Regions from separate parts of the Mus musculus genome. Here region 2 is linked to region 1. A link is a loop called in an ENCODE intact Hi-C map of the cell type or tissue named here. Cell type or tissue: left cerebral cortex. All regions are shown on one strand. Each heading gives the region's core, and the rest is flanking DNA. Links, peaks and the distances in the headings are about the cores only. Region 1 has its middle 11 kb from the start of Gsg1. Region 2 holds the start of Pbp2 (phosphatidylethanolamine binding protein 2).

Evidence for each region. A loop is a pair of places that touch in the nucleus more often than their neighbours do. Peaks named below come from ENCODE experiments on the same cell type or tissue, not always from the same donor. Only the 100,000 strongest peaks of a DNase experiment are listed, where the experiment ranks them.
Region 2: it touches region 1 in a loop (2.0-fold over the local background); 7 of 42 quality-filtered maps call a loop at or near these places.

What each region holds. Positions count from the first base shown.
Region 1 is chr6:135,257,130-135,273,298 of GRCm38, reverse strand. No RefSeq gene overlaps it. Among named protein-coding and RNA genes, the nearest start is that of Gsg1, 11 kb to the right of the region's middle. In left cerebral cortex, for the core only: CTCF peaks have their summits at 8,967 (motif pointing left) and 12,597 (motif pointing right); no DNase peak of the experiment used is centred there.
Region 2 is chr6:135,304,654-135,320,822 of GRCm38, reverse strand. It overlaps Pbp2 (phosphatidylethanolamine binding protein 2), which reads left to right and starts at 10,439. Exons shown (of 1, transcript NM_029595.3): 1 at 10,439-11,694. The coding sequence starts at 10,476. The coding sequence ends at 11,039. It overlaps Gm36640 (a long non-coding RNA gene), which reads right to left. Exons shown (of 4, transcript XR_378071.3): 4 at 6,824-6,907. It overlaps Gm36582 (predicted gene, 36582), which reads left to right and starts at 1,262. Exons shown (of 4, transcript NR_157238.1): 1 at 1,262-1,320; 2 at 4,986-5,086; 3 at 6,162-6,269; 4 at 6,418-8,668. In left cerebral cortex, for the core only: no CTCF peak of the experiment used is centred there; DNase peaks (open chromatin) are centred at 4,187 and 4,462; H3K27ac peaks cover 239 bases.

The DNA of each region.
Region 1 (16,169 bases), core at 4,685-12,684:
TGCCTTCTGCCCACTATGAAAGGGTTGGGCTCCCTCGGGCAAAGGTTTCTTTTCTCTGCTCAAACCCATTTCCTGTGCAGGTGTTAACTGATGTACTGTACGATTTACACACACATACAAAATTTACTTCTTCCTCCCACATCTTTCTCAGAGGGATTGTCATGCTCACTACAAATACCAATGCACTTATATTGTTATAAATAATTATTATTATTAATACAAGCTTTCTAGCTCCTCAAAGTCAAGGCCCTCATCTCTGTCTCTTTGTCTCTGTCTCTGTCTCTCTCTCTCTCTGTCTTTCTCTCCCTCTGTGTGTGTCTGTGTGTGTGAGTGTGTGTGTGTGTGTGTGTGTGTGTGTGCATGTGTGTGTGTACACTGATTATTGTGAATGTTAGTGGGGTATACATATCCCACAGTGAATATGTAGAGATCAAGAGAACCTGAGGTGTCTATCTCTGCCTTCTACCTTATTGGAGACAATGCTCTTTTTGTTGTTTTCCCATGGTCTACAGTTGTCCAATCAGTTTCTAAGAATTCTCCTGTCTCTGCCTCCCAGCTCTCCACAGGGCTGCCGGAATTACACACGTGGGCTACTATGTCTGGTTTCTTGTGGGTTCTGAAGATTCAGACACGGGTTATTAGGTTATTATTCTTGCATGGCAAGCACTTTTGAACCATCTCTTAATCTATAGGAAAACATTTTCAAATATTCTGGGAAGAGACCAGGCACATAATTTATATACATCGACACCATTTAATAATCCTTCCTTCTTGGGTGTTATCTTTAGCTCTATGATCTGATTGTTCGTGTGTGTGTGTGTGAGGACAAGGGTCACCTCCCCCACCTCTTCTGGATCAGGTATCTATACTTAGCTCCTGAGCAGACCACAAAAGATCCCACAAATCTTTGTTAGTTGACTGTGTCTGGTGAATTGTATCTCGCTTGTCATTGTTCTGCATAACTATTACCGGGGAGGCTTCACGAAAAGTCAGTAGGGAAGAATGTGGCTTGCTTCAAATCAGTTTTACCGCTGCTTTGAAGAGGGCAGGCTAGAGAGAGGGCGGGCTGGTAAGAGCTGCCTGCAGAAAGGCAAGCCCACTGAATTTATCGGAGGCTGCCTGAGCAGTAAATGTGCTCATAGGACAACTGCCTTGAGTGTATTATGAAACACAAACTTAAGTATTAATATATGCAAAATGAACTGCAGACATTCATGTTATTTCTTCCCTCCAGTTCATCATGAGGAGCAGGCCATCTGGCCTCCCACAGGAACAGTTAGGTCAAGGCCCAGAAGCCACATCATCTCCCTGTTTTCGGGATCTCTGAGCCACAAAACATGTTATCTATTTCAAAAAGATGTTAATGGAGTCATAAGACCTAAGCTATTACAGTCAACAAGCAATACATCTAACGAGCAAAAACAAAGTCATGGGAGCCCAAATAAGGCTGGTGTTACAAATGGATGTTGTATTATTTAGGAAGCTATTTATTTCCTCTAAGATAATTGTTGTGTGGGATGAAGGGCAGTGCCTTGGCCTGAGCTTGTAGTCAGGCTACGATCCTCAGACTCGGGGTAAACTAAGGATGAAAAACTCTCTGTCAGATGATGGCAAAGGTCAGGGTGTCAGCTGCTGAGGCGTCAGTTCTGAGCCATGTTCTGCTGTCACTGCGGAGGTGATATTTCTTCCACAAGGCAAAATATGAGTCTTTTTTTTTCAAACCTGTAAATAAATGTTTACACCACAGAAGTGGCCCACGTGGAAGTACGTCAGTGTTAGACTCGAATGTGTCAGAGGAGGATCACAGAACCACCCTGCCCTCTGACCTCCCAGGTAACATCAAAACTGGTGAGACAAAATGAGGTGATTTCACACGTGTACCTGTTCCTGAAAGCAGCCGCCAAATGTTAACTATCTCCTCTCTTCCCAGCTCAACCATAAATGAAGGGTCAGAGCAGAGCCAGGTGTAAGCTGTAGAGAGCGGAGGTCCGTCATTGCAGGCAGCAGACACACGGGACACTCACTGGAAGATGGGGACTAATTGCTTTTAAAACACTCGTCCTGTGAAGAGTTCTGCCTTCGTTAGCAGGTCCTGGTCTTTCCAGCGGGTTCCTCTCGTCTCCAGGCAGATGGCACACAAGGTGGTCAGGAAACGAGATTCTTCTCTCCCTCTCAGTAGCCCATGGGGGATTTAAAAGCCATTGCATGCTGGGGCATGTGACTTCCACTATTGCTAGCTATGTGTGTGGCCACCTCCAAAGGACCGACTATATGGTCACTCCAGTATGGTTGGCCAGGTCCACCAGCCCACCCAGAACTGGAACCAGAGGCAATATTTCAAACATCCTTTATTAGTGAACATTGATGGCTTATTTTTTTAAAAGAAAATCAGAAACAACAGTGATCTTTTCACTGCAATACTTTATTGTGGCTGCTGTTTATGCCCAAGATGTGCAACTCTCAGCTTGGTGAAGTGCAAATTCCATCTCCAAAAATTAAGCACAATTATGCTGATGGCAGATATCATGCAGGTTGAGTCCAAATAGTTCTGAGATGCCAAGGCGAAAGGCCCCTTTCCCTCTCATCAGCGATGCCCGTCGTAAGAATTCAGTACTATAGCTCCCTTCCTCTTTGGTCCTGGGGTATTTTTGTTGCAAAGGATGGTGATAATAAGTGGTGTGGTGTGTGTGTGTGTGTGTGTGTGTGCGCGCGCGCGCGCGAGCAACATATCCATGTATGGGGGTGTGCATGAGTTGCAGGTGTGCATGCATGCATTTGTGTGTGCATACACTTGAGCACTCACCTAGAGGCCAGAGGGCAGCCTGCAGCATTATTACTCAAGTACTGTCATCCTTATTTTGAGACAGGCGTTCTTTGGCTGGTAGCGCACCTATTAGGCTGGGTTAGCCGCTCTGCCTGCCTCATTCCCCGGCACTACGGTTACATGTACACACCACTGTGCCTGGCATTTCATGTGGCTTCTAAGGATCAAACTAGGAAGATCAAGCTTGTGCGACCAGCACTTCACACACACACACACACACACACACACACACACCTGAACCGTCTGCCCAGCTCCCAATGCCCACCGCTATGTTTCATTTTCTTGTTTGGTTTTTACCTTGCTTCCCCCACTTGAGGAGACAGAGTTGGAGAAAATGCTCAGACCAAGCTTCTATCTCCCGTTTACCAGGAAGGAAACAAGGCAGAAGGGGTCAGCTCTTCTGGCCACGGATATTTGCAGACGTTGGAATAAGCCAGCCTCTTATAAGAACTTGAAAGCTTCAAATGTGTTTGGTAATGGGCTCTATCTGGAGACTTGCTGTACTGGCCACGCAAATGTTAGCTTTTTAATGACAGTTCTTGCTTCTTTTATTCTAGGGTCTTGGCATGCTCCAGGATGAAAGGCCCGGGCAGCCTGAAAGGGATTAATGACAGACTGTGGGTGTGATTATCCTCCCACAAGGACACCTGCAGTCTGGAGGGGAGAGGTGAGGCTTCCGCCTGAAGCAACTGATGGACCGTGCAGCTTTTGCTGCTTCAAAAAGAGTCTTGCCATGCTCGGGTATGGCGGCCATATGTGTAATCCCAACATTTAGGAAGCTAAGACAAGAGGATTGCACATTTGAAAGTAGCCTGGCCTATGTCATGAGATCTATCTCACAAAAAAAAAAAAAAAAAAAAAAAAAAACCTGCTGAGCATAGCAGTGCATGCCTATAACCCTAGCACTTAGTAAGTAAAAGCAAGAAGATCAGATTCAGGGTCATCCTCCGTTACATAGAGAGTTCAAGGACATCCCAGGCTACATGAGACTGGCTAAAAAGCTAAGAAGAGGGGCTGGAGCTAGAGAGATGGCTCAGCAGTTAAGAGCACTGCCTGCTCTTCCAGAGGTCCTGAGTTCAACTCCCAACAACCACACGGTGGCTCACAACTGTCTGCAACTCCAGTTCTCCAGGGAATCCGACATGCTCAAACACCAATGCTCATTAAATAAATAAATAAATAGATAGATAGATAAATAAATAAATAAAACTTGTAAAAAGGTAAGAAGAGGAAGAAAAGGATATGGGGTGGGAAGAGGAGGAGGGGGAAGGAGGGGGGGAGAAGGAGGAGGGAGAAGGAAGAGGGAAAGGAGGAGCCCTCCAAGACCTAATCAGTTGTTTTGAGAAGAAAACTGAGGGCTGCTGATCCCAAGGTGGAAAATTCATACAACAATGAAGCTGACTTCAGGAAAAGCCCAGAGCTTTCCAAAGACCAACAGACTCTGCCTAGTCTGTTATTTAAAAAAAGGAAAAAAAAAAGGTTTAAGGTTTTAGCACACTGTCACCATCCTTAACACTCCCTCCCTATGCAGATGTCTTGGTTAGGGCCCCAAGAGCTGAGAACACTCAGGGCAGCTTGTGCAGACTTCAGAGCATTTCCAAGCATGTAACCTTAGCATCTGCATCGACAAGATGTTTGCGGTAGTTATCCTTGTACTGATTAGTAACGACGGCGTTTGGTTCCTTATCACTTTCTGCATCATTGCTACTGTGGTTCTTGAACACATTTCTCCATGTTGGCTCTGCTTTCCTCTATCTGCTGCCTGCCTGCCTGCTTGCCTGCCTTCTGTGGAAACAGCCTGGGAATGAAAGGCCATGTGTGGAAAGACAGGAAAGCTCTCTATTTGACTTGGATTTCCAGAGCAGGGCAAGTGGGGTGGACAGTGTCAGGGAGTGTCAGGGTCACCTAAACAGACTGCTCCTTGACCTGGAGGACTTGAAAGGGACCAGACCTGGGTTCAGAACAAGTGAATGGTCAGGGCAGAGGGCAGGGAAGCCCAGGTTGATGTCCCCACTTGAAAAGATCAGAAACTGTCTATCCTTGTCTTTACACACTACAGTGTAACAACTCTTTGCTTTATCTGTCTTTCCCCTCCCTCAATGTAGGAAATGCATCACACAACTAGGGACTAGAATAGCAATTTAAAATGCCAGTTTATAAGGAGGTGGCAATTAAAAGGAAAAGGGGAGAAAGAAAGAAAGAAAGAAAGAAAGAAAGAAAGAAAGAAAGAAAGAAAGAAAGAAAGAAAGAAAGAAAGAAAGAGAGGGAGGAGGGAGGGAGGAGAGAAAGAAGGGGAAGAGGGAGGAGGGGAGGGGAGGGGGGAGGGGAGGGGAGGGGGGAGGGGAGGGGAGGGGGAGGGGAGGGGAGGGGGGAGGGGAGGGGAGGGGAGGGGAGGGGAGGGGGGGGGAGGGGAGGGGAGGGGAGGGGAGGGGAGGGGAGGGGAGGGGAGGGGAGGGGAGGGGAGGAGAGGAGAGGAGAGGAGAGGAGAGGAGAGAAGAGAAGAGAAGAGAAGAGAAGAGAAGAGAAGAGAAGAGAAGAGAAGAGAAGAGAAGAGAAGAGAAGAGAAGAGAAGAGAAGAGAAGAGAAGAGAAGAGAAGAGAAGAGAAGAGAAGAAGAGAAGGAGGTTGTGGATATAGCTCAATTGGTAAAGTGCTTGCTTGACCTGCAGAAAGCTCTGGGTTCAAACCCCAGTGTTTGATGCATGGCTACACCCACCTACCACCCCCACATTGGAGAGATGGGTGCAGACATTACAAGTTTAAAGACATCCTGGCCTACATAGCAAGTTCAAGGTTACCCTGGACTATGTGAAAGCCTGTCTCAAAAGACAGAGGGAGCAGGAGACAGGGACAGAGACAGAGGGACAGAGAGACACAAAGAGACATCAGTGAGAGGTTTGTGTGTTCTGGGTACCAAGTTGACGTTCCCTCAATTAGAGGAGTGGAGCAAAGACCTTTCAAGTTTGCTGGCAGCAGCTGCGGCTGCTGCTGCTGCTGGTAGCACAGGTTGTGGTGGTGGTGGTGGTGGTGTGTGCATCTTTACTTATCACAAAGAGGAACTTCAGATGCCGGGTGTGGTGGTACCTACTGGTAACACCAGCACTCAGGAGGATGAGTCTCAGAAACACAGAGCAAGGAGCAGGGGGTGAGAGGTTGGGGGAGGACTTTCTGCACAGTGGGAAGTATCAGAGCACTAGCTAGGTGGCTCATCTTTACTGCTGGCTGTGAGCACTGACTTCTGTTCACATGAAGCATTCGAGTAGACATTACCAAGGCCCCTTCTGATGCTGTAATTCAGATAGTCCTGTTAGTTAAGCTCAAAGGGGCTTGTGGTCACCCCAACAGGTCACACCCCCTCCAGTGATGAGTAGAACAAGCAGCAGGGGGTAAATTGTCTGTGAGCTTCCTGGTGCGTTGAGGAAAGGGACAGAGCCATTGAGGAACATAAACAGAGAAAACCCAAGCCTCTTCCAAAGGACAGATGCCCTCTGCCCTGTCCTGCTTACTGTGACAAAAGACAGTCTCAGACACCCTCGCTTCTGGAAGTTTCCTCCTAAATCAGTTAGCTGTTGGGTGTGATTGGAGTGATGTGTCCCTTCCCCTGACAGACCAAGACACAGAGGAAAGCTGGGTAGCGTCAGGAATTATTTTGTTACTAGCCTATCACCGTGGCAAAATGTCTGTCAGAAATAGCTTCAGCAGGGACTAGGTGTATCGCAGCTCACGGGTTCCAGAGATGTCCGTTCGAGATGACAGGAAAGCAGGGACAAGAGGCTGGGAGGATGTTGGTGGAAGAGTGAGAGAAGCAGAGAGCAGGGGACTGAGGATACAGCTCAGTTGGTAGAGCACCAGCCTAGCACAGGCAAAGTTCTGGGTTCTGTCTCCAAGACTGTGGCAAGACGGGCCTGGTGGGAGGTGCCAGTAACCACAGCACTTTGGAGATAGAGGTGGGAGCCAGAAGGTCAGAGTCATTCTCAGCTGCATGCGGAGTTCAAGGCCAGCTTTTGTGGTAAACACAAACATACACAGAAGCAGAAGGCCAGACTAGAACTGGAGGTAGGTTAAGTCTCTCACAGCCTGACCCTGGTGGCCCTCAGCTAGGCCCTGTGTCCCAAAGGTTTCCGGATCTTCCAAAACAGTATCAAACATGAGCTGGGAACCTAGATTCCAAACATATGAGTCTCTGAGGCTCATTTTCATTTTCATTTTCAAGTCTTAACACTAGGACAGGCTTAAGGTTCCAAAGGACCTGGAGTCTGAGTGAGTCACCATATCATAATAGACCTTCCCTCAGGAAATCTGTTCCAGACTCCACTCACAGACAGCCCTGGCCTGAATACCCACCAGTCACTCCAAGGGGTTCTAGATAAAACCATGGCTAGTCAAGACAAATGTGTGAGTGTTTGGAAAAAAGAGAGCAAATCTGTGCATGTCTCCAGCTCCTGAAAGACAGCCATAGCTGTACCTGGGTTACCTCAGAGCAATCTCAGTTATTTGTGGAGAGCCAGGACCACCAAAGGACCTCATTTCTGAAACTAAGGCCACCAAGGGGACCTCATTCCCAGATTCCCTTCTAATAGCCAAAGAGATATTGGTACTTTGCAAACAGCTCATTGTCACCTCTGAAGGGAGAAGCTACCAATTTCTAGACCTTGGGTGAGTGACATCATAATAGTCCCTTATAGTGTGCTATGCTTGACAGTGGGTGTGGCTCCTGCAGATGCTAATCTCAGATGCTCCTGGCAACCCTGTGAAGCAAACATACCCTATATTAACATTCCTGTATTAAAACCCAGAAACTAAAGGCTCAAAAGTGACATCGTGATGTATTTAAACCCCCCAAAGCTAGAGAGTCAGACTTTGGTGTGTGGACTAAGGACAGGCATCAGTTCAAAAGAGATCAAAAGGCAGCCTAACCAAGACTCTTTGCTGTGGACAACCTACTTTCACTCATGCCCCTGTGAATGTAGGCCCCAAGCAGAGGGTTGTGCCCACGTTCCTTTGTAAGAGGTTCCAAACTTTGTCTCTGTATCTCCTTCCATGGATATTTTGTTCCCCATTCTAAGAAGGAATGAAGTATCCACACTTTGGTCTTCCTTCTTCTTGAGTTTCATGTGTTTTGCAAATTGTATCTTGGGTAGTCTAAGTTTCTGGGCTAATATCCACTTATCAGGAGAAAGGACCATCCAGAGACTGCCCCACATGGGGATCCATCCCATATACAACCACCAAACCCAGACACTATTGCATATGCCAGCAAGATTTTGCTGACAGGACCCTGATATAGCTATCTCTGTGAGGCTATGCCAGTGCCTGGCAAATATAGAAGTGGATGCTCATAGTAATCTATTGGATGGAACACAGGACCCCTAAAGCAGGAGCTAGAGAAAATACCCAAGGATCTAAAGGGGTCTGCAACCCTATAGGAGGATCAACAACATGAACTAACCAGTACCCCCAGAGCTCATGTCTCTAGTTGCATATGTAGCACAGGATGGCCTAGTCAGCCATCAATGGGAGGAGAGGCCCTTGGTCTTGCGAAGATCATATGCCCCAGTACAGGGGAGTGCCAGGGCCAGGAAGCAGGAGTGGGTGGGTTGGGGAGCAGGGCAGGGGGGCGTGGTATAGGGGACTTTTGGGATAGCATTTGAAAGGTAAATGAAGAAAATATCTAATAAAAAAATGAAAAAAAAAAAGTAAGAGGTTCCAAATCCCTGGCCAGGGTTTAGCTTCACAATGCGTTCTCCCCATGTGCACACAACATCCGAGGACCCAACAGCCGAAAAAGTTAACAGCCCCAGCTTCCCTTGAGCATCAAATTAGCAGTTAATATATCTGAACATCCACACCGTCCTTAGCAAGTCTGGCAGGGCTGTATGGCCAAAGAGAAATGTTGTCTATTCTCAAGGGGAAGGAGAAGATACACATTAAGTCACACGGAGCACAAGATGTTTTGCAAAAGACCTAGAGCATAAAATCTAAATGTGGGAGTCAACGAGAAGTGGCTCAGCTCTGGCTGCTCTCACAGAGGACCAAGTTCAGTTCTCAGCACCCACAAAGGAGCTGAAAGTGTCCATAACATCAGTTCCAGAGTTACAGATCCTCCAGTCACAGCATTACACTCTGCCCTCTTCTGGCTTCTGAGGGTACTGCACACACAGGAGACACAGGCACTTATACAGGCAAAACACCCATACATATTTTTTCAAAAAGCTAAATATAGGCAAAGTCTCGCTCTGGGAAAGATCGGTATGTATCAAACATATTTGTGGTGCTTACTGTCGTTAACAAGTGAAAACTCGCTGGCAGACTTGACTGCGGGCTCTGGTTTCATGAACCTCATAGATGACACAACTAATATAGTCCCGATTCCCTCTCTCTTTTAAATTTCCTTCCTATAAGTTATGGTAACTGATAACAACAGATTCCACCAGAATTCCAACAGAATAAACAGTTCAATGTTTATTCTGTGCCTGGCATTCTAAAACGATCTGTAATTAAGTCCCTCCAGGGTTGTATATAGAAATTGAGGACTAAGGAAGAAAACTGGGGGGGGGGGGGATACGCACTCCCAAAGTGGCATGGCTTATAAGTGTGGAAAGGCAGCGTGCAAAGATATCTGTCTAAATTCAATGTTCCTAGAGGTTTGTCTTTCCCATTTTAGCTTTATGGCATTCTTGTGAAGCAAGCAAGGAATGTTTTATTAGAGCCTCCATTTCAGAGGTGGAGTACCACAGGCAGGTTCAATGACTTCCTTCAGTGTTTTGGCAGGAATCCTACAGTCCTCCTCTACTTGCAGCCCACACCATTGTCTCCCTAGCAAACCATCCATTACCACAGCAAGGGGGGTAGCCAGAATATGACAGTCAGGCCTGAGACTGACAGGTAAGCCAGAGTGGATTCCTCGAAGTTTTTAAATACTTTACTAAGTGGCAAGACGGGATCCGAATGTTAAAGTGTCTGCCGTTTGCCCCTTAGGGAACGCAGCTGGAGACTCGTCAAAGAAAAATGAGAAAATCACCGGATGCTGCCCAGAGCCCTCAAAGCCAAGAGCAGACACCTTTGAACACCTGTCCATTTTAAGACAGGAGACCTCGGTCTGGATCCCGGATGGTTACAAGGACTCCAGATGCCATGAAAACCCCTCTCTGCAGATTCCATCCTTTCAGTTCCATTTCACAGAGTTCATCTTTGAACTCTATTATATTAGTTAAGTACCATAGAGAGCTTCCTGCCTCAGACTTTTATCTTAGCCATTATAACCCTGGCGTGTGCTCTCAGGAACCACCCTATGGTCTTATTTACTTATTTGCCTCCCATGAGCAACTCTCTGAGGATAATAGCTTCAAAACCCACCAAAGTCCTCTGTCTATGACTGTTCCAAGGACAATGACGAAGTGTCATTCTCCCTTAGAGGAGGACACACCCTCTCTCTCCTCATGCCTCTCGTCTTGTAGCTCTTGTGCTTAAATCTATAGTGAAATTTCTTTCTCGCTGTTATTTGATTTCATACCTGTATATTTTGAATTGAGGGCATTTTCACCACTCTATATTAAAGTATCTTTATTAATGTCCTCAAAGAAATAAAAAAAAAAATAAAACCCCACAGTAGCCAGGTGTGGTAATCCTCTCCCTGTGGGTAACTATGAAACAGGAGAATGTTAAATTCAAGGCCAGAAGGGGAAATATAATACATACTAAGACACTGAGTCAAAAAACAAACAGGAAACATCATACCACAGTGAATGACACATTGTAAACGGTCAATAAAGACCAGCTAGTCGAGGTTTTATTATTCCTGATAAGTTTAAATATATTAAATTTAAGGGCAGTGTGACTAACAAATGCATGCAGTTGAATTTCTTTATTTCTTTATTATTTTTTTATTTTTATTTCTATCTGTTTTTGAGACAAGGTCTCATGGAGCCCAAGCTAGCCTCCAATTTGCTGGGTAGCTGAAGATAATCTCAAACTTGTCATCCTCATGCTGCCACCTCGCCGTGCTGAGCGTCCAGGCTGCCACCACTGCACCAGACTCTATGATCCCCTATATGATACCAAGGATCAGCCCCGGGGCTCTTCGCGTGCTAGGCAGGTACTCCACTCACTGGGTTACACTCCCAGCTCCCTATATTAATTTTTTGTTAATTGAAAGTAGGGAGATTCAGAGAAGGCAAAATTAAAAGCATGGGACATAACTCTCCTTAAAATATTAGGTGTGCGACACAGTAAAACAAACCCATTTCCAGTTTTGTGACTGTATTAGTTTCCTAAGAATTACCACAAACTTTGTGGCTTAAAACAAGAGAGCCTTCTTTTCTGAGCGTTCCGGAGGCCTAAAGCCTCGACTCTGTTTCGTCAAGACACAGTTAAGGCGGCAGCAGAGCCGCCCAGCGCCCAGCGCCCAAGAGGGTTTTTTGTGGCCGCTTCCTGTTCCTGGTACCTTCAGTCTCCCTTCATCCATGGCTTCAGCATTGCCATCTCTGCATCTGAGATCCTCTTCTCTGTGGCTCTCTCCATTCCGGCCCATTAGGGTTTGTGGGATTGCACTTGGGGACCACCCGAGGATCAAGGAGAACCTTAATTTACTCTTGCCTCTCTTGTCGTTTTAGTTACACTCTCATATGTAACCAAGTCTCTTCAGACACAGAAGGCAACGCTCACGAGCTTCGGGGATTGAGATCGAGTATTTTGGGGACTCTTTTCAGTCTAGCACACTACTATTTTTCATTTGGGGGAGTTTTGTTTTCCATTTGATATTTTGAGACAGGGTCTCCCTATATGACCCTAGGTAGCCTGGAGCTCCCTATGTAGCTAGCCCTGGCCAAATTTCATGAACTCCCAGAGATCCACCCGCCTCTCCCTCGTCAGTGCTGAGATTGCAGGTAAGGCGCCGTGTTTGGCTCGCTAAACTACCTTTCATGGTAAAATCTCTATCCAGCCTTATTTCCATCTCGGTCACCATATCCATAACCTGGGAGCTCAGCAACGCCGGTGACTAGGCTAGAGCAGGTTCAGTCTGAGACCTCCACACGAAGCTCCAGATACCAAGTAAGCTGCTCTGATTGGACCCATCTTAAGTCAGCAAAGGTTAACTGAGCGAGCCCCGGGTTCCCAGCTGTAGGAGTCCCACAGAGCCAGCTTCCTGCTTTTAGGACTAACCTAGGAGAAGCGGAACTCTGGGGAATCACGGTTCCACTTCCCCTTTTGAAAAAAGATGGCAGAAATCAGAAGCCAAAGGAACGTGGAGTCAGAAGGCATGTTCAGACACCAGCCTTGGTCCTAGAGCAATCTAAAGCCAGTTTTGCAGATGGTTACATCTACTCCCAGAAAGCAGTAGAGAATTGTCTAGTAGCCTCTGGGCCTTTTTTTTTTTTTCACATCTGTTAACATATTTGAAGATTACAAATTCCTTTTTTACTTTTTATTGGTTTTTCAAGACTAAGTTTCTCTGTGTAGACCTGGCTGTCCTGAAACTCACTCTGTAGACAGACAGGCTGGTTGCCAACTCAGAGAGCCGCCTGCTTCTGCCTCCTGAGCCCTAGGACTAAAGGCTAGGCCCTAGGACTGCCCAGCACAAATTCAATTTTTAAGGATTGCGCTATTACTCTGAATCCGCTGGCTTCTTCCTCAGCAGGATACTGCAGAAGCAACACTGTATCCTTCTAGGGATTCATATCTAGAGACTCACAATGTCCACCTAAGCCTTAGTTTTCATCATGTTTTTAAGATTTTATTTTATTTTTAATTACGTGTATAGTTTCTTGTCTCTAGGAAGGTATGTGCACACGAGAGCAGTGCCAGAGGATGCCAGCAGAGGGCGTTGCATCCCCTATTGGGGCCAATCCTCAGAAGCAGCTTCAAGCACTCTTTACTGCTGAGCCCTCCCTCCAGCCCCAGACACATTTTCTGATTTGTCTCCTCCCACAGGGCATCTGGCACACTTTCACAAACACTCCACATTTTTACCACCAGACGGATAAAGTACATCATCTAACCCGGCCCCCAGACCGCTTCACCTCAGAGTGACTTTACACTGCTTAAAGACTGTGTTCCCAAAACACGTCGAGTGCATTTTGTTTTGTCCATACCCTTTGGCGTGCTCACAATATTCATGTGAAATATACTTGAGTTCAGTTGTTTCCGTTTATGTACAGTCGGGGGTTTCTTTCCCTCCTGGTCTTGTTTTAATTTTATTCTTCAGTAGGTATGACACTGGTATGCTTTTAAAAGATCAAACCTGGGCTGGAGAGATGACTCAGAAGTTAAGAGCACTGACTGCTCTTCCAGAGGTCCTGAGTTCAATTCCCAGCAACCACATGGTGGCTCACAACCATCTGTAATGGGATCTGATGCCCTCTTTTGGTGTGTCTGAAGACAGCAACAGTGTACTCACATACATGAAAGAAATAAACACAAACCTATCACTTGCAAAGTCTCATGTCACTCCCTCCAGAGTCATTCCATCCTGTCTTTTCAACACGCCATCAGCATTTTTGTTCTCTGGCTTGCCGTTCCTGTGGCTCCAAGCCAGCTTTGCTCTCCTTTCTTACATGAAAGGCATCGTGTGCTCCATGTTCCCTCCTGCCCTTGGAACACTTTCATTTGATTTTACCTAGAACCAGCTCTTGTCAGTTCACAGATGTCACTCGCATGCTGCATTGTTTTGCGTTTTATAGCACGACACTACTCCAACATGGTCTAGGCCGAGTCCCATGCAACATTGTAATGAATAATTTCATGCATTCATATTTCTATATTGTAGGGAGTGTGTCCTCAGGGTAAAACTCTGGAAGGCGGTTTCTGGGTTGAGGGATAACACACATGCAGTTTCGGTAGATGCTGTCAAATGCTCCTCCTCCTCCCTGTCGCTCTTCCTGTCCCCACCAGCCACAGTGCAAGGAGTGGTGCTTCCTAACCCTCAGCAAGAGACAGTTGCCAAGCTTTTGAATTTTACCTCTCTGGAAGCTGAGAGATGGTATCTAACTCAGCATGTAGACCTACAGACCAGGCTGTCTCTGCTTCTGGAGTGCTGGGATTAAAGACTTGAGCCGCCATAGCAGTTTTATGTATTTATCTACTTTAAAATTTACTGAGTAATGTCGCAATTGTTGTTCATTTATTTGATTGGTTGGAGGTTTTTTGTTTGTTTGTTTGTTTGTTTGTTTGCTGTTTTGTTTTGTTTTGTTTTGGACAGGGTTTTATGGCCTGGAACTTGTCAACTAGACCAGGCTGACCTTGAATCTGCTGTAATCCTCCTCCTTCTACCTCTGGAGTGTGGAATTAGGGACATACATTAGCACAACCTGGTCTTCATAGTGAGTTCCAGGTCAGCCAGGGTTACACAGTGAGATTCTATCTCGACCACTGAGACACAGTAAGAGCAAGGCAGGCTCTTCCTTCTGTGTTGACCTGACATTCTTTCTTATTTGCCTGGATACTTTAGGTGGTGTCTTAGTCAGGGTTTCTATTCCTGCACAAACATCATGACCAAGAAGCAAGTTGGGAAGGAAAGGGTTTATTCAGCTTACAATTCCATACTGCTGTTTATCACCAAGGAAGTCAGGACTGGAACTCAAGCAGGTCAAGAAGCAGGAGCTGATGCAGAGGCCATGGAGGAATGTTCTTTACTGGCTTGCCTCCCCTGGCTTGCTCAGCCTGCTCTCTTATAGAACCAAGACTACCAGTGCAGAGATGGTCCCACCCACAAGGAGCCTTTGCCCCTTGATCACTAATTGAGAAAATGCTTTACAGTTGAATCTCGTGGAGGCATTTCCTCACCTGAAGCTCCTTTCTCTGTGATAACTCCAGCTGTGTCCAGTTGACACACAAAGCCAGCCAGTACAGGTGGTTCATTAGAATCCTATTGATTGAGCAGCTCTTATCCCATCGGCACCATACTAAAATAAACATCACAGGAGTGAAGCAGGAATATCTTTGAACATCTTAGAGTGTCATGGAAAAAAACAAAACAAAACAAGATAAGCCACCTAATGAAGCAAACAGCTCAAGTGGCCATGCAAAGGACATCCTGGTGCTAAGCCCATCTATAATCCCAGCACTTAGTGGGTTGAGGCAGGAGGATTGAGAGAGTGGAGGCAGCCTGGGCTACATAGGGAGACACTGCTGTGAAAGAAGAAAGAGAAGAAAGGGAGGGGGAAGGGAAGTTTTGGGAAGAGAAGGGAAGGGAAAGTGTTTGAATATGCTTGGCCCGGGGAGTGGCACTATTAGAAAGTGTGGCCTTGTTAGAGTATATGTGGCCTTGTTGAAGGAAGTGAGTGCCCACTTTGGGGGTGGGCTTTGAGACCCTCCTCCTAGACACATGGGGGTTAGTCTTCTCCTGTTTGCCTTTGGAAAAAGGTGTAGAACACTCAGCTCCTCCTATACCATGCCTGCCTGGACGCTGCCATGCTTCCTGCCATGATGATAATGGACTGAACCTCTGAACCTGTAAGCCAACCGCAATTAAATTTTGTCCTTTATAAGAGTTGCCTTGGTCATGCTGTCTCTTCTCAGCAATGGAAACCTTAACTGAGACAGAAGTTGGTACCAGGGACTGAGGCATTGCTGTGATAGAAACTGACCATGCTTTTGTTTGAAGGAATGTGGATTTTGGGACTTTGAAAAGCAGTGGAATATTCTAAGTGGGGCTTAATGGGCCATCCTAGTAGGAATATGGAAGACATTGGTGTTGAGAGTGATTTGAACTTTGGGGGCCTGGCTCAAGTGTTGTCAAAGGAGAAGAATGTTAATATGTGGCCTAGAGAATATTCTTGTGATATTTTGGTGAAGAATATGGCTGCTTCTTGTTCTGAAGAGTCTGCCTGAGGTTAAGGGGAAGAAATTTTGATTAATTGCTTTGATAAAGGAATTCTCAAAACAGCCTGGTATAAATTTCGTTGTGTGGGCACTAATGTGTACTCTCATGAAGAATGTTTTAATGAAAAGGAGCAAGCTGAGGGGAAAAAAATACAAAACATGGATCAAAGAATAAAGGAGCATCAGGAAGTAGAATTGAGCTGAATCCAATGTTCAAAGAGATAAATAAATTCAGGGAGTGGTGACCTCAAAGCAAGGTCCCACCCTGCTAAGCTTATTGTTTATGCTTTTGCAGTTAAACAAGGAACTTGGTTAGTGTTCTCATTTGGACTTTTACTCTGAAATGAACTACAATCCAGAAATAGAGAGCACAACTATGATCCAGATCATGAGGAATAGTGGCCATAAAAAGCTTTGGCCCAGGAATGGTGGTGCACACCTTTAATCCCAGGAGGCAGAGGCAAGCAAATCTCTGAATTCAAGGCCAGCCTGATACAGAGCAAGTTCCAAGTAGAAAAAAGCTTAGG
Region 2 (16,169 bases), core at 3,431-11,430, 49 kb before region 1:
GCCTCTATAATTTTGTACTTAGTAATTAAGCGAGCCTCTGGGGAGGCAGCAGATACAAAGGCAGGACCCGTAATGAAGGCTTGTAGTTGGGGAAGCATTTGCTACACTGTTTATAAAAGCGACAAAGGGGAGAGAGAAAACATGGCAGAGCCATCCAGGAACAGGAGAACGAGTGGTCAGTTACAAGCTAGGATTTACGCATGAGAACGACCCTGTGGTCCTTTAGTTAGGTGTTTCTATGAAATCCTTAGACTGAAAACTCTCTGCGATGTGGCGCTAAGTTGTCATACACCATCTGGGCTTGCACTACAGTGCTATGCCCGCTACGGAAATACACAGAGGACTCCATTTACCAATATCCTCACCATCTAAGGTTTTGCGGGACATGAGAAGGAGTTTGTGAGCTGCACAAACGCATACACAAACACTAGCGAATGAAGATCTGCGGTGATCGCCAAATTCCCAGCAAGAAAGACAGAAGAGGTCACACAAGACATCTCAGAGGATGAAGGCACTTGTTACCCAGCCTGACAACACCAGTTGGAGCTTTGGAGCCCACATGATAGAAGGAAAAAAACCCACTCCCTTATGTCTTATGACCTCCAGATGTGAGCCATAGCATGCATGCTCACACACACACACACACACACACACACACTAAATGCAATATAACAATTTAGAAAGACAGTAGAGACTATGGCAAATGAGCCTGATATGAACAATATGACAGTGAACGCCTTACTAGAGGCCATTAAGGAACCCAAACAACAATTCACAAAGCTGTTCCTCATTACGATTGTGTCCCAAAGCCTCCGATGAAGCAAAAGGTGTGCTATGCTTTATTTTCTTAAATAAGTCCCTCCCAACCCACTCTAAGTCTGTATTGATTGATACTTTCAAAAACAAGATACTTTTTATGAGTGTGTGTGTAAATCGGTATGCAATCAATTGGTTCATATGTCCCTGTCACCTGCTACAGAAGGAAACAGAACGTGAGGGAGAATTGAGCACTGAACCTGGTGAACTATAGCCTGGCTCTGGAGACTTGGGTGTCCTGACTGGTTTTCTGGTGGCTGAGTAACTCTCCTAACACTCAAAGAATGTGTGAATAATTCCACAGGGGGAACACCCATCCTCTGGGACTTGCCTGGGGTATCTGAGGGAGAGGTGGTTGTGTCCTTTTCAACGGAGATACTGACATCCAAGAATTTCAGGGTGACACCCGCAAGGCCATAAATGACACGTCTTTTGATGAGAGGTTGACCTGGCTCCAGCTCTGTTGGAATTTGTTTGCCCCTGGGATGTCTACTGAAAAATGTGGTAAGACTTCAGACTCAACAAAGCCTGTGGGAGGGGGAGGTCTGTGGGTCTGTGGGTCTGTGTGTCTGTGTGTGTGTGGGAGGGGGGGGGTTCTATGGGTGTGTGTCTGTGTGTCTGTGGGAGGTGTGGAGGTGTCTGTGCATGTGTCTGTGTGTGTGTCCTGTGTGTGTCTCTGCATGTGTCTTATATATGTCTCTGCATGTGTATGTCTTGTGTGTGACTGTGTGTGAGTGTGTGTCTGTGTCTCTGTGCCTGTGTGTCACACGTACTTGTGTACATGATGGAACTAAAAGCCAGAGGTCAATGGGATGTCTTACTAAATTACTTCCCCACCTTAAATTTTGAGACAAGTCTCTCACTGAACCTGACAATCACTGTTTTTGTATCATTGACTGGCCGGTGACTACCAAGATCTGCCTGTCTCTGCCCCCTGCGCTGGAATTGTAGATGCAGGTCACCAGGCGCAAATCTTACTTGGGATGCAGGGATATGAATTCTGGTCCCCATGCTTGCATAGCAATTGCTTTGTCCACCAAATCTTCTCCATATGCTGTATTTTTTTTTGAGACAAGATCACTCACTGGAGTCCCTCTATTTGGCCAGCCCAGCTGGCTAGCAAGTTCCAAGGGGTCTTCCTGCCTCTGCCTTCCCCCTGGCATGACTATAGGTGTATGTTACCCCTCGTGAGTGCTGGAGGTACAAATGTGGGTCCTCAGCAAGCACCCTGCAGACTGAGCTGTTGCCGGTGCCCCTGCTTTGTTTCTTTCGTTTTGTTTGTATGGAGGTGTTGTGGTTGTGATTGTTGGTGTTGAGGCAGGGTTTTGTTGTGTAGCCCCGGCTGGTAAGGAATTCACTTTGTAGCCCAAGCTAGACTGAATTTGAAGCAACCCATCCATCTCAGACTACGGGGCACTAAAATTTACAGGTGTGAATCACCATATCTGACTCAGGCCATGGAGGGCAAAAGCCCTGCACACCGGGGAGATGCTCAGAGAAGCCAGAGATACTGAGCCTAGCTCCGGAGACACATCCAATTCCCCTGCCCTATACCTCCTGCCACCTCTGAACTAAACTCCCAAAGACATTTCTATGACTCTAACAGCAAGAGGATCCAAACCTGTAGCTAAATCAACCCTGTTCTGGGTCTCTGTTGAGGTCATAAGTTAGCATGGCTACACCTGACAAATCGACATATTCTTTAGAGATTTGTTCAGAATTTCTACCTGGGCCTCTGTTGGGCTACATTTCCACAATCTTTATTTGTTGCTGCTTTTTTGTTTGTTAGGTATTTTTAATTGTGTGTGTGTGTGTATGTGTGTCTGTCTGTGACTCTGTGCGTGTGCGTGTGTGTGTGTGTTTAAGTTTTCTAGGAGACCACACAAATAAGATTCCCTGGAGCTGGAGTCACAGATGGTTGTGAGCTGTCTAATGTGGATACTGGGAACCAAACTCAGATCATCTCCTAGCCAATATGAACTTTTAACCACTGAGCCATCTCTCTACACCTCACCATCTTTTCTGTTGGGATACAATTCCAAACATAGATAGAATCTCTGAGTCCACACTGGGTCCCTAGAGAATCTCATCAATGTGCCTTAGTCACGGGGCAGGTACAATTGTAGTGGGCGAGAGCCTCAGTGTGGTACAATTGTAGTGGGTGAGAGCTTCAGTGTGGACTCACTCGCCTTCTTGCCTTAGGCCTGGAGCTTGTTTTCATTCCCAGCACTGCTCAGTTCTTCTGTGGGGCTCTGAGATTCTCTCTTCAAGATGTGTCCTCAACACTATCTTATCTATAGAGGCCAATGACAGACTCTCGACAGAGGCCACAAGGGAATCTGAGCTTAAAGCCAGGACCTCCTATACCTCCTCTCTTACTAGGAATCTCAGGAGCAGGCTGGGCATGATGGTGCATGCCTTTAATCTCAGTACTTGGGAGGCAGACACAGGCAGATTTCTGTGAGTTCGAGGCCAGCCTGGTCTACAGAGAGTTCTAGGACAGTCAGAGCTACACAAAGAAGCCCTATCTCAAAAGACAGACAGACAGACAGACAATCAACCTTAGGAACAGCACAGAGTGTGGCTTCAAAATATATGCATGACAGTCTTAATAAGAATTTAAGGCCATCCTGGCTACATGAGACCCTGACAATGTCACCACCACCACCACCACCACCACCACCATCACCACCATCACCATCAGCACCACCACCACAATAATAATAATAACAACAGCAACAATAACAATTACTTGAAAATATAGCACTCAAATATTCCAAATTTTTAGCTTCTTTTAACTTTGGAAAAGTAACATTTTTCTGTATCTTTCATGTTCATTTTAAATATTCAAATAGTACTTTTCCCTTTTTTTTTCTCTGAATGTCTATTGCATTTCATTTGTTTTAGCTTTTCTGATTTTCTCATCAAATCATTAAAACTTTTTCCATCCTGCTCGATGGAATCTTGATGAAGTTTCTGCGTCTGAGATCATTTCAAAGTTGCTCTTGATCCAGCCAAGTTCACTTAATGATCTACCCTCTGCTGCTTTCTCATGGATCAGACCATCTTTACTTACGTCGTTAGAAGCACACTGCTTTCTTAGGGAACAGACAGTTCTCTTGGGCTTCCTTGGACAGATGGCAAAGCAAGAACACTTGCTTGCTACCTGAGCAAGAGGACCTGAGTTCATATCCCAACACTCTCATAACAAGCCAGGTATAACCCCAGTGCTGGGGCAGGCATGCAGAGGGGCAGAGACAGGAGGGCCACTGGGGCTGGATGACTGAAGTATAACTCCACATTTGGTGAGAGGCTGTGTCAGGGAATTACTGTGGAAAGTGATGATAGAGCAGGGTAGCAGAAGTCCTCCTCCACCCTCCATATGCCCACCCATGTGCACAATGTGCACATACCACACCACACACACACACACACACACACACAACATATATATATATATATATATATAAAACGGAGAAAGAACATTGAACCAAGAGGGGAAAGGTAGAAAGCTCTGAGACTACAGGTCCCTAGGTGGCAATTTATTTGTTAAACTTTCAGCTACTCAGGCAAACCAGGCCCAAGTCTACAGATGCTGAAAGCAACCCTGAGCACATACTCAGGAACCCTTCCAGGCCACCCACAGGAAGCTAAGACTGTGGCGTTTCTAGGAGTGGGAGTGGAGAGCTATGAATAATAGCTTCTACATTCAGGAAGTGGGAAAATAAAATTTCCTACTTAAGATTTGAGGTAGAAGTAATGGCCCATTGTGTTCTGTGTGGGCTCTGTATGACAGTGGAGAATCCTAAGGTCTGGTGTAACTGTATGGCAGAGGTCTTAGTTGTTTAGCCTTCACTTCTCTGTGTAGGGATGTGGGAAGGGCACAGCCAGCCTTAAAATATTAACATTCTACACAAGTTTACAAAGGCAGGGAAGAAAAATGAGCAGGAAGGCTAGGGAAAGAATAAAGCAGGGGAGAAATGGGAGGGGGGACTTCATTTCAGTGTGTTTAATTTTTAGAATAAATTTGCCAGAAGAAGGAGAGGATATGGGTTATAATTTGATTAAATTTAGACAATAAGGACAATTGGGTGAGAAAGAGGCCACACATGACAAGAGCAACTACATCACTGCATAAGGCAAATTCTCTGACCTCCCCTTGCCCTCAGAGGAACAGAACTTTCTACTCATGGGGCAAGAGCCTGCACCATGATGGAGCCGAAGGCAAGCTAGGCCTTCTGAACAGGTCCAACCTAAAGGAGCCTGGAAGGTGAGAATGATTCCACAACAGAGAGAGGGGGGAGGGGGAGGAGGAGGGGAGGGGGAGGGGGAGGGAAGGGAGAGGGGAGGGGAGGAGGAGGGAGAGGGGGAGGGGGAGGGAGAGGGGGAGGGGGAGGGGGAGGGAGAGGGAGGGGGAGAGGGAGGGGGAGGGAGAGGGGGAGGGGGAGAGGGAGAAGGAGGAGACAGGCAGAGATAGGCAGAGACAGACAGAGACACAGAGACACAGAGGTCCCTGAGACAGGGAGACACAGAGAGTGCACTGAGGACCAAACCCTAGGCCTTGAGCTTGCCAGGCAAGTGTTCAACCCCTGAGCTCAGTCTCTGTCCTCTATATTCCACCCTGAGATTCAAGAGCTCTCTGAGAATCCAGACTCGATTCTCATCTTATCATAGCCTCATCTTGTAGTCCCCAGGCAAGATTCCCAGTCTTTTCATTAACTTCCAAAGGAAGTTTCCAGGTAATCCTGTTAGGATGGCCACCAGGGCCAGTAAAATTATTAGTCGTACTCTCCCCTAAGAAAGAGCAGATTTGCTGTTAGTCAAGAGAAAGCCATGGCCTCTGCAGCAGAAGAAAAGAGAAAGTGAATCAGAAGGAAACACGGAGAGCGAGCCAAGGTATCTAAAGCCAGCTTGCAGCCATGCACGACGGTAGATGGAAGATCCCCTTTCATGGGGATGAGGGCACCGCCTACCTGCCAGGGTCCCACCAATAACTAAGACTCATGAACAGTTCCAAAAAATGAATAAAATGGTAAGCAATTTGTTTTGTGATTAACAAGGTTTGATTTAGTTTGGTTTTCTACATGGGCACTGATCTACATCACTCCAGACTCTCTCCCTATGGAACTCCCCTTATCCTAAATCACACACACACACACACACACACACACACACACACACACACACACACACACACACACACACACTTATATGTGCAAATCTGTATATATAACCTACTAACTTCATGTAGTTTTGCTTGAACGTGTATGCGTCTGGTGAGGACCACTTGGGATTGGACAACATATGTGGGAGTTTGTCCCAGAAGGCAACTGGTTCTCTTTCAGCAGCCATTGGTCATCTGAAGCTCTTCATCTTGGGATGGAACCACGTGGGATTTGCCCTGTCTACACTGGCGCATCTACTAGCATTGTCATTTTGCTGGTCTTGATCAGGTAAATGATTTATAAAGCATGAAATACCTTACACAGCTGTGTGAATCAGCTGGGACTAAATGAGTGCGGACACTTCCTGAGGGTCCCCTGGAGATGATGTACCAGACTTAGAAAGTTAAATGAAAATTCATGGCCAATTTTTTCCTAGATGTCCAGAAGCTGTGCCTATAAGTGTTCTGAATTCTACGGGCTGCCTGCGAAAGGACCCTAAGCAAAAGTCGCCAGGAAGCAGCTAAAGTGACCCTTGAGGCTGGCCTCTAGGAGCTTTGAGTGCTGTGTTTCTAAGCCATTGGAATGGGAGGGAGAGGTGACTGAAAGGACAGGGAGCTTGTGGATCATAGACATCTGGCTACCACACCCTCATCTCCATCCTGTCTGAAATCGCACCCCTGGGGCTGGCCTGAAGCACAGCCCAGACAAGCGGGGGTATAAAGTGCTTCTCCCGGGACTCACCCGGCACGTCCGTCCATCCTGGGCTTGTTTTCTCTTCTCTGTGTTAATTTTGCAGCATGCCTTTCAGCTTTGAGGAGATAAAGCCATGTTGACTTCACAAGCAAGTCCAAGAAACCAAAGAACTCTGGGTCTTGCTCCTGGTAAACTTTAGAGTCACGGCTTCCCCCTTGGATCTGCTTTTTCTCCTGTCAGTAAATGAAAATAGAGACACAAACAGTCTCAAAAATATACCTTAAGGGGGCTAGTAAGGTGGCTCAGCAAGTAGAGGTGCTTGCCATAAAGTCCAGCAACCTGAGGTCAACCCCTAGGGCACACATGGTGGAAAGAAGTATGCAAACCAATAGTGTCACGGCTCCATAGTCTGGTCAAGGGGAAGGTTTTTATTGTAGATATACGAGAGAACAGCCAGAAGCATCGGAAAGAGTCCAGAGCAGAGAGAGAAAGAAGTAGACTGAACATAGCCAGAAAACTGGACCAGGGCACGAGAGAAACAGGAGCACAGCAGAGAGAGAGAGAGAGAGAGAGAGAGAGAGAGAGAGAGAGAGAGAGAGAGAGAGAGAGAGAGAGAGAGAAACAGAGACACAGAGAGAGACACAGAGAGACTATCACAGAAATTAGCAGAGTTTTAAAGAGTAGCTGAGGGGAGCCAGTGAGCTGGAAAACTTTGGGTAGGAGAGGAGGCCAGAAGAGCTAGGATGCTAGCATGGACCTTCTAAGGAGTAACAGTACTTGTGATACTGAAGGATCCTGGATGACTCTGTGAGAGCTCTGAGTGAATAAAATAGTAAATATGAACATGTCACATCTCGCTTTGCACAATCTAGGTCAACATTAAAATGGATATTGAATATTTACCTAGCAGGTTAACATTTACCAAGTGTCTTATATTTAATGCCCCAGTTCATAATGAAAGCTTCCTGCAGGCTAGTGCTAGCCAGGCTCTAACTGGTTCCAAAGGATTGGCATCCTTGGTATTGTTGCCCTTGGTTAGCCACTCCACACTGTAGGGCTGACCTGTGTAACCAATAGACTCTGCAAGAATGAGGGGTACAGTCCCCAGGATTAGACTGTCATGAACATTGCAATTCTCACCTCATTCTGTCTTGGGTGACTCCCTCTGAGCAAGATAGCTGATGTCTGTGAGTACTTCAAGCTCCCTCGGAGAAGCCCACATCGTGATAACAGGCAAGAATAGCTAGAAAGAAGAGCATCCAGTCCCCCAGGGAGTCTTTGGATACCTGCACTCACTGCCAATCCCATTTGGGTTTTTTGCTTGTTTTATATAATGTCTTTATTGAAATATAATTCACATGCCATATAATTCAGCCACTTAAAAGGCACAGTTGATGGCATTTTAGAACAGTTACAGATACACGTAAGCCATCAACACCTGTGCCCTTTAGCTGTCAGCTCCTCATTTCCCCGGCCTGCGTCACAAAGCAACCACCGAACAACTTCTAGATTCATCTCTGTCGATTTGCCACTTAGATATATTTGAAGAAGTGGATTCCTTTAGACTAGGTTTTTTTTCTTTTCAGTTTATTTATTATTGTATGTTTATGTGCATGATTCAAGGAGGCAGAGACTTACATGCCACGGTGTGATTGGGAGTCAGAGGACAGCTTTATCAGCCTTCACTCTCCCACTCTAGGTGGGTTCTGGGAATGAAACCTGGGTCACTAGGCTTGCCTGGGAAACACCTTCACCCACTGAGTCTTTCCCCTGGGCCAGGGTGTAGTAGTTTCTGACTGACGGGTATTTACCGTTATGTTTGCAAAGTCAGTCTGGGTTATAGCATGTGTCAGAACCTCGTTTCCTTTCATGGCTGAATAGAATTCTGTTCCCGTTGTTTATACGTGTATTTTGCTTGCCCATTCATGGACATTGGGTTGCTTCCAACTTTGGGCTATTGTGAACACTGTTACTATAAACACTGATATACAGGTTTTTATGTGGGCATTTATTCTGACTTCTCTTGGGTATATATCTAGAAACTGATGCTGGGTTGTAAAGTAACTTTTATGGGCAGTCACTTGAGGAGCAAACAGTACTGTTTCTCATCTTCACCAGGTCTCTGAGGGCTTCTATTGTTCCACATGCCCAATGGTCCCTGTTGAATTGGACTCTCTGTCCTGGCCACCCTGTGTGGATATGGCATTGATTTGCTCTTTCTTAATGACTTACAACGTCTACCATTTCTTCATGTTCTCTTGGCCGTGTGTATATTTTCTTAAGAGAAATGTCTACTCAAAGCCTTGCCCCATTATTTAGATTAGTTGAAATGTATCATTAAATTGTAAATCCTTTATAGACTCAAGATATTTCCCAAGTATATGATCTGCAAAAATGTTTAAAAATCCACTTCATATATCACCTTTTCTTATATTTTAAGTACTTGAAAAGGATATTTAATGTGGATATTAAGGGAGGGGGTGTTCTACTAAATATGTGCAGAGATCGGAGAACAACCTGTGGGAGTTAGTTCTCTCCTTTAACTGTGTGGGACCCAGGGATCAAATTCAGATACTGAGGTTGGTTGCAGACACCTTTACCTACTGAGCCATCTTGCTGGCCCATCCCAGCCTCTTCTCATCATTAATAATAATACTTTGGGCAACACAGAATATATTTTAATTTTAATGAAATCCAGTTTGTCTTTTTCTTTTATGGATCATATCTTGGTTATTTTATTTGATTGCTTTTGATTTGTTACATTGCTTTATTTGTTTATTTGGTTGGTTAGTTGGATGGTTGGGGTGCACAAGTGTGTCGGTGTGTGGCTACGTGGGTGTGTGAGTGTGTGCGTGTACGAGTGTGTAAGAAAGTACATGTGTGCATATATGCAAAGCCAGAGAACAAATTCTACCACATAGGGCCTAGGTCATGAGGCTTGTCAATGGGCGCCTTTATCCACTGAGCCAGCCCACATTTCAGTGTTATAGCTAAGAATCCATTACCAAATCCAAAGTCATAAAAATTTAGCCCCGTGTTTTCTTCTAACAGTCTTTTAAACTCTTACATTTAGGTCGCTGACTTGATTAACGCATTCTGCTTTGATTAACTTCTATCTGGTGCTAGGTTTGGGGCCGACATTACTCTTTTGCCTGTGAATGAATGTCCAATGATTTCAGAACCAACTCCCCTGTTGAGTGCCTGCCTTCATGGTTGGAAAATCCCTTCACATGGCTGTACATCTGGATGTACTTGCTCAGATCCCTCATACTATGTGAGTCTGCAGTGTCTCCATTAGTATGGTTGGTGCTCTCTTTAAACTAGAACACGTGGGCATCTTCCAACTTTTTTTTTCCTTTTACCACGATAGCTTTGACTATTCTGGCTCCTTGCAAATCCATCTTTACAAATTCTAAACTCAGCAGTTTCTACAAAGATGCTGCGATTTGGACAGGACTTTCATTGAATCTACACACTATCTTAGTTAGAGGATATTAATGTCTTGTTAATTCCCAAGTCTTACCCACAAACATGGAGTGATTTCTCTTTATTTATTTAGATCCTGTTCAACAATATCTTGTACTTTTCAAACTATGGTTTTCATAATTTTTTGTAAAAATTTGTTCTTGATATTTTAATTTTAGCACTAAAAAAAAATTTGAACTTTGGGAGTCATTCATTGAGGTATATAAAAATACAAAACTGTGTGCTCCCGCGGCTGCAGAGCTTGTGTGGTCACGGCCAGTTCTCAGCGCAGCACGCGCCTTCAGCAGCACCCAACCGCCACTCCAGCCTCTCACCATGCCTACAGACATGAGCATGTGGACCGGGCCGCTGAGCCTCCACGAAGTGGATGAGCAGCCCCAGCACCTACTGCGGGTCACCTACACCGAGGCGGAGGTGGAAGAGCTGGGCCAAGTGCTGACGCCCACCCAGGTTAAGCACAGACCCGGAAGCATTTCATGGGATGGCCTTGACACAGGGAAACTCTACACCTTGATCCTCACAGACCCGGATGCTCCCAGTAGGAAGAAACCCGTGTACAGGGAATGGCACCATTTTCTGGTGGTCAACATGAAAGGCAATGACATCAGCAGTGGGAACGTCCTCTCGGATTACGTGGGTTCCGGACCTCCCAAGGGCACTGGCCTCCATCGCTATGTCTGGCTGGTGTACCAGCAGGACAAGCCACTGAGATGTGACGAACCCATCCTCACCAACCGGTCTGGAGACCATCGTGGGAAGTTCAAAACTGCAGCCTTCCGCAAGAAGTATCACCTGGGAGCCCCGGTGGCCGGCACGTGTTACCAGGCAGAATGGGACAGCTATGTACCAAAGCTGTACAAACAGCTGTCTGGGAAATAGGAGGATCTCTTGATGATCATGGCCACTCCTGCCATATTATTATCGGGTTCAGCAATGAGTGGCATGTCTTTCCTTTTCCCATTCCCACCTGCCCAAGGGATTCTTGAGCTGTTGTAGGGAGGTAGTTTAGGATGACTTTTTCTCACCCTAAAGATTCCAAATAGTTGCACCCAGTTGGTTTTGATCAAACTTAAGCTCCATCTGGTGGAGATTTGGCACTGTGATGGACTCGTTATATTGGTAATAAAAGAACAGTAACTCTGAAAGTAAAGAAGGCAAAATCCAAGGGAAAAGACCAGGCCTACAGGAAGAAAGCAAGGACTGGCCTCTGCCTCTGTTCTGAATCAGGAGCTGTGCTCAGTGGTTCCAGTTCTCAGAGTTGTCTGAAGGTCCTGTCTCCCACCTGCACAACCAGAGACTTAGTATCTGGGTGATCCTAGGCATACAGCTGGACAAGTATCTGTGTCTTATGCCTCCATTAAAGAGCAGAGCTCTGTTAAGAAGCAATCAGGAAGACACCTCTGCTGTGTGCTGGCTTGGCATGAGCCCGGATGCAGTCCTGAACAAAAATAGTTATTCTGGGAGTTGTTTACATTAATTCTGTTTGCTTATTGTCAAATTAAAAAAATTAAAGCAGAAAACAAACTATATGATGAATTTTTGTGTTGTTGATCTTATTGAATCATTTGTTGAATCGTAATTGTTTCACTACTTTGGTTGGTCGGTTGGTGGATTTATTAAAACATTTCTGGGGTTTTATTAGTTTTTTATTATTGTTGTTTTGTTTATAGTGTCTCATGTAGCCCAGGCTAGTCTCCAAATTCTGACCTTCCTACTTCTATCCCCCTAGTGCTGGGATTATAGGCATGTACCATCATGCTTGTTGGTTTTGTGGGGGTTTCTCTTGTTTTTCTTTGGTTTTTGAGTCAGCGTGTGGTGGTTTGAAAACGCTTGCCCCAGGGAGTGGCACTATTAGGAGGTATTGCCTTATTGGAGTAGGTATGGCCTTGTTGGAGGAAGTATGTCACTATGGAGGTAGACAATGAGACCCTCCTTCTAACCATGTAGGACCCAGCCTTCTGGTGGACTTCAGAATAAGATGTAAAACTCTCAGCTCCTCCTGCACCATGCCTGCCTTGATGCTGCCATGCTCCCACCTTGATGGTAATGGATTGAACCTCTGAACCTATAAGCCAGCCCCAATTAAATGTCTTTACAAGAGTTGCCTTGGTCATGGTGTCTGTTTACAGAAGTAAAACCCTAACCAAGACACAGGGTCTGCTACATTAGCCTGTTATGCACTATGTAGCCCAGGCTGGCCTTGAACTTACAGCAATTCTCCAGACTTAGCTTGCTAAGTGCTGAGTTATAGAGCTAGATGATAACTGGTTTTTCTTGATTTTGTTTGTGTGTGTGTATGTGTATGTATGTATGTATGTATGTATGTATGTATGTATGTATGTATGTATGTATGTATGTAAAAGACCATTCCTTCTGTGAATAGGGATGGTTTTCTTTCTCTTTGATCCAGCTCCTGTCTGATTGTCCTAACTAGATCCACTAATAGAATCAGAGATCAAAAGAGCCAGGACAGCATCTTTGTCATGTGTCTGACCTTCTGTGGAACCATCCAATCTCTTCTCTTAATGTGATGCTAGCCCTGGGTTTTCAGAGATGCCTTGTACCTTGTTGAGGAAGTTTCCATCTAGTCCTGGTTTGCTAATTACTTGATCCCCAAAGTGTGTCGATTTCTGAAGTGTTTTCTCTGCACCTGTTGGGATGATCACAACATTTTTATTCCCTTGATTACTGAGTTGCATCCATTAGGTCACAAATGTGACCCACGACCTTACAGGAGATACAGAGCCACAACTGCCCTGCCAATGGGCTCCTTACGTTGGAGTTCTCAGCCCACAGAATCTGTATGTGACAAATGCTTGTCTGTTTATAAGACACAGATTTTCAGGGTAATCTTTAATACAGCAAAAGTCAACTACCCCTACACTGCTGTCAGTGGTTTATAGATGGGGAAACTGAGACTCAAGTGTCTAACTGTCTCCTAAGCTCATCCTGGGTTAGAATATATGTGATCTATTTGAACTTGGTCTTCTGGCTTAATTAGCAAGATTCCTTCACACAATCTACCACCTTCAACAGCTCAGCCCAAGTTTATTACACATTGTAGCTTGTGGGTTGGCAGGTTCAACTCCCAGGGATACATAGCTGGGGTGCCAGTAGGGACTAAAGAGTATGCCTGGGCTCACAGTGGCATCTTTCTGAAAGAAATGCTTCCTTTTCAAAACATCCCAAAGCCACAGTCTGATGGCCAAGCCCTGGAGGCTGCTGCCTTTCAACTCTTCACAAGGGTTCTGTATAAAGTCCAAATGATATAAGTAAAAAGGGCCATCTTTTCACCCATTCCTAGTTTTAAATGATGGTCAAGCAATATGCATCAATGTGACTCATCACAGACAAAAATTTAAATCTGTAAGATTCATTATCGTGCCTCTCTAGTCTCTTTACCATTACCCCTGCTCCCTTGGCCACATCCGTTTCTTCCCTCGAGCCTGGTTCTTAGGAAACAGAAGAGTCAGGGGAAAAAATCTCCTAGAGGCTGGGAAAGTAACTCAGGACATCTTTCTTCCTACACTTCCTGTCTCAAAAAGCAAAATGCAGACCAATAGAGGAAGACACCAAGAGCAGCCCTTGCCCTCCACATATGCATGCACAGGAACACACATATATGAGCATGCATGCATACACTATGCACACACAAATACACTAACATGTATACACACACACACACATGGTCTTCTGATAACTAGTTGAGTGCCTGCTATATGCTAGTACTTGACTGGATGCTCTATTGCATATCATGAATATCATTAATGTTCTTGAACGTGGGAGCCATGTATTTCTTCCCCATTTTACAAATTTGTGTTACAGATAGAAAGTCTACTGAAAAGGGAGGGGGAAACTATCAAAGTCACACAGAATAAATCATGAAACAGGTATCAGCACTCAGGTCTATCAAACTCTAGTTCAAACACCGGCTCTACGACCTCTCTGTTCTATCTTAAGAACATGTCTGGAAATGTCTGTGGTGATTTGAATGAAAATGGCCCCCACAGGCTTCATAGGGAGTGGCAATATTAGGAGGTGTGCCCTTGTAGGAGTAGGTGTGGCTTTATTGGGTAAAATAAGACAGATATCCATTCCTCTTAATAGTGTAATATTACCAGGTTTTTACTATGTATCAGATATGTGCTAGGCCTATAGCATTAAGAATTGTAAGTATATTCCCTTTCGTCATAGAGCTTTTTAAACTGCCCTTTTGCTTACACACACACACACACACACACACACACACACACACACACACACATTCGAACATAAACATGTACGCACACACAGCACAACTCAAAGCACACAGTTACCTGAGTGTGCTAGGTTTCTTAGGTTTCTTTGTTATCATGATAAACACTCTTATTATGACCAAAAGCAGTTCAGGGGCTTCCAGGTCTCAGCCCATCATTAAGGGAAGGACCCAAGGAAGAACTTGAAGCAGAAGCCACAGAAGAACATTGATTCCTGGCTTCCTTTTGAGCTCATGATGAGTTTGCTTTCTTATACAGCCCAAGACCACTTTGTAAGGGAATGATGCTGCCCACAGTGGGCTGGGCCACCTGATGTTCCACAAACACACCCACAAGTCAATCTGATCTAGGCAATTAATAGAAGCTTTTCTCTAAAGTGATTCAAGGCTGTGTAAAGTAGGAAAGTGTAGGAGTTGATTCTGATACTAAGGTCCTGTTCCCCAACTGGTTCTTAATCAATCAATAAAAATGCCAGGGGCCAATTGCTGGGCAAAAGGAAAGTGGACTTCCAGGTTCCTGCAGACAGGCTGAGATGCAAGAGGAGGAAGGGAGTTTTCAATATGTTTCAGAAGAAAAGGTGACCAGCCATGTGAGATCTTGGGAGGAATGGCCATAGGCCACTTGCCCAGGTGGGAGATTAGAAATGCAACTAGGCTGAGGGAAGTTGTGGGCTGCTGAACAAGGAGACGGTAACTGAGCAACTAAAGTTGAGGGCAGATTTAGGGTGCTGAACTAAGAGTATTGGGATGGGAATGCTAGCCAAGGGAGGTTAGAAATGCCCAGCAATTGAGCCAATAAGGCAGGTTGAAAAATAAGTTAGTGTGTGTTTGTGTGTGTGTGTGTGTGTGTGTGTGTGTGTGTGTGTGTGTGTGTGTGTGTTTCATCTGAAGATCTGAGAGAACCTGGGTGGAGCACGGTCTGCCTGGAGCATAAAGCAGGGTAGCAAAAACTACATGCAACAGTAAAGAAACTGTGCACACAGCTCTCACTGAAACCCCTGCAGTGAAAGGCTCTGTTGCTTAAGAATGGGATTCAAAACTTTTTCTCACCTTTGTATGTGAATAACCAGATCATACACACATATGCCTCCAAGCAACTACCTAGGGACTACAGTCTTCAGAGAGGCTGGAACTATTTTTCTTACAGAAGGTATAGCTGGAAGAAAGATAGTGAGAAGAGACAGCTCTCAGGAAAGCTCGGCGTGAACTCAGGGATGGCTGCTGGCTATTCCTACAGTTATAGCAAGGAACCTCAGAGTGTGACAGAGTTTAGGTTCACTTCAGAGCAACATGAAGAAAGAATTAACGGGCCACCCACACCCTTATCTGAACCTACAATGTCTGCAGAACTGAGCAACAAAGTTCAACCAAATAGCCTTTTCCTTGCAAGCTTTTGGTGCCAAGATCCCTTGTGGCCCAGTTGTAACTCAATACAGAAGCCAAGGAAATTAAATGGAATTTGGGGAACTTGATCCTGGTGTGCTAGGAGCTGAGGGCAGAAATATTTGTGTTGATAAAAGCAGGGCTTGGGTCTGTTTGCTAAAGTACTTCGCTCTCCCTGCGAGCTGATATTACAGGGTCAAGCTGGTTTCAGGCCCCTGGGAAAGAACAAAGCTATCCAGGACCCTCACAGTGCACCCTACAGAGACTAACAGTTGACAGTCCCTCTGTAAGACAGGCAAACTGTACAAACTAACCAGGAGAACTGGTTAGACGACAACAGGATTGGAAACCCTGGGAAAGAAACTGATGCA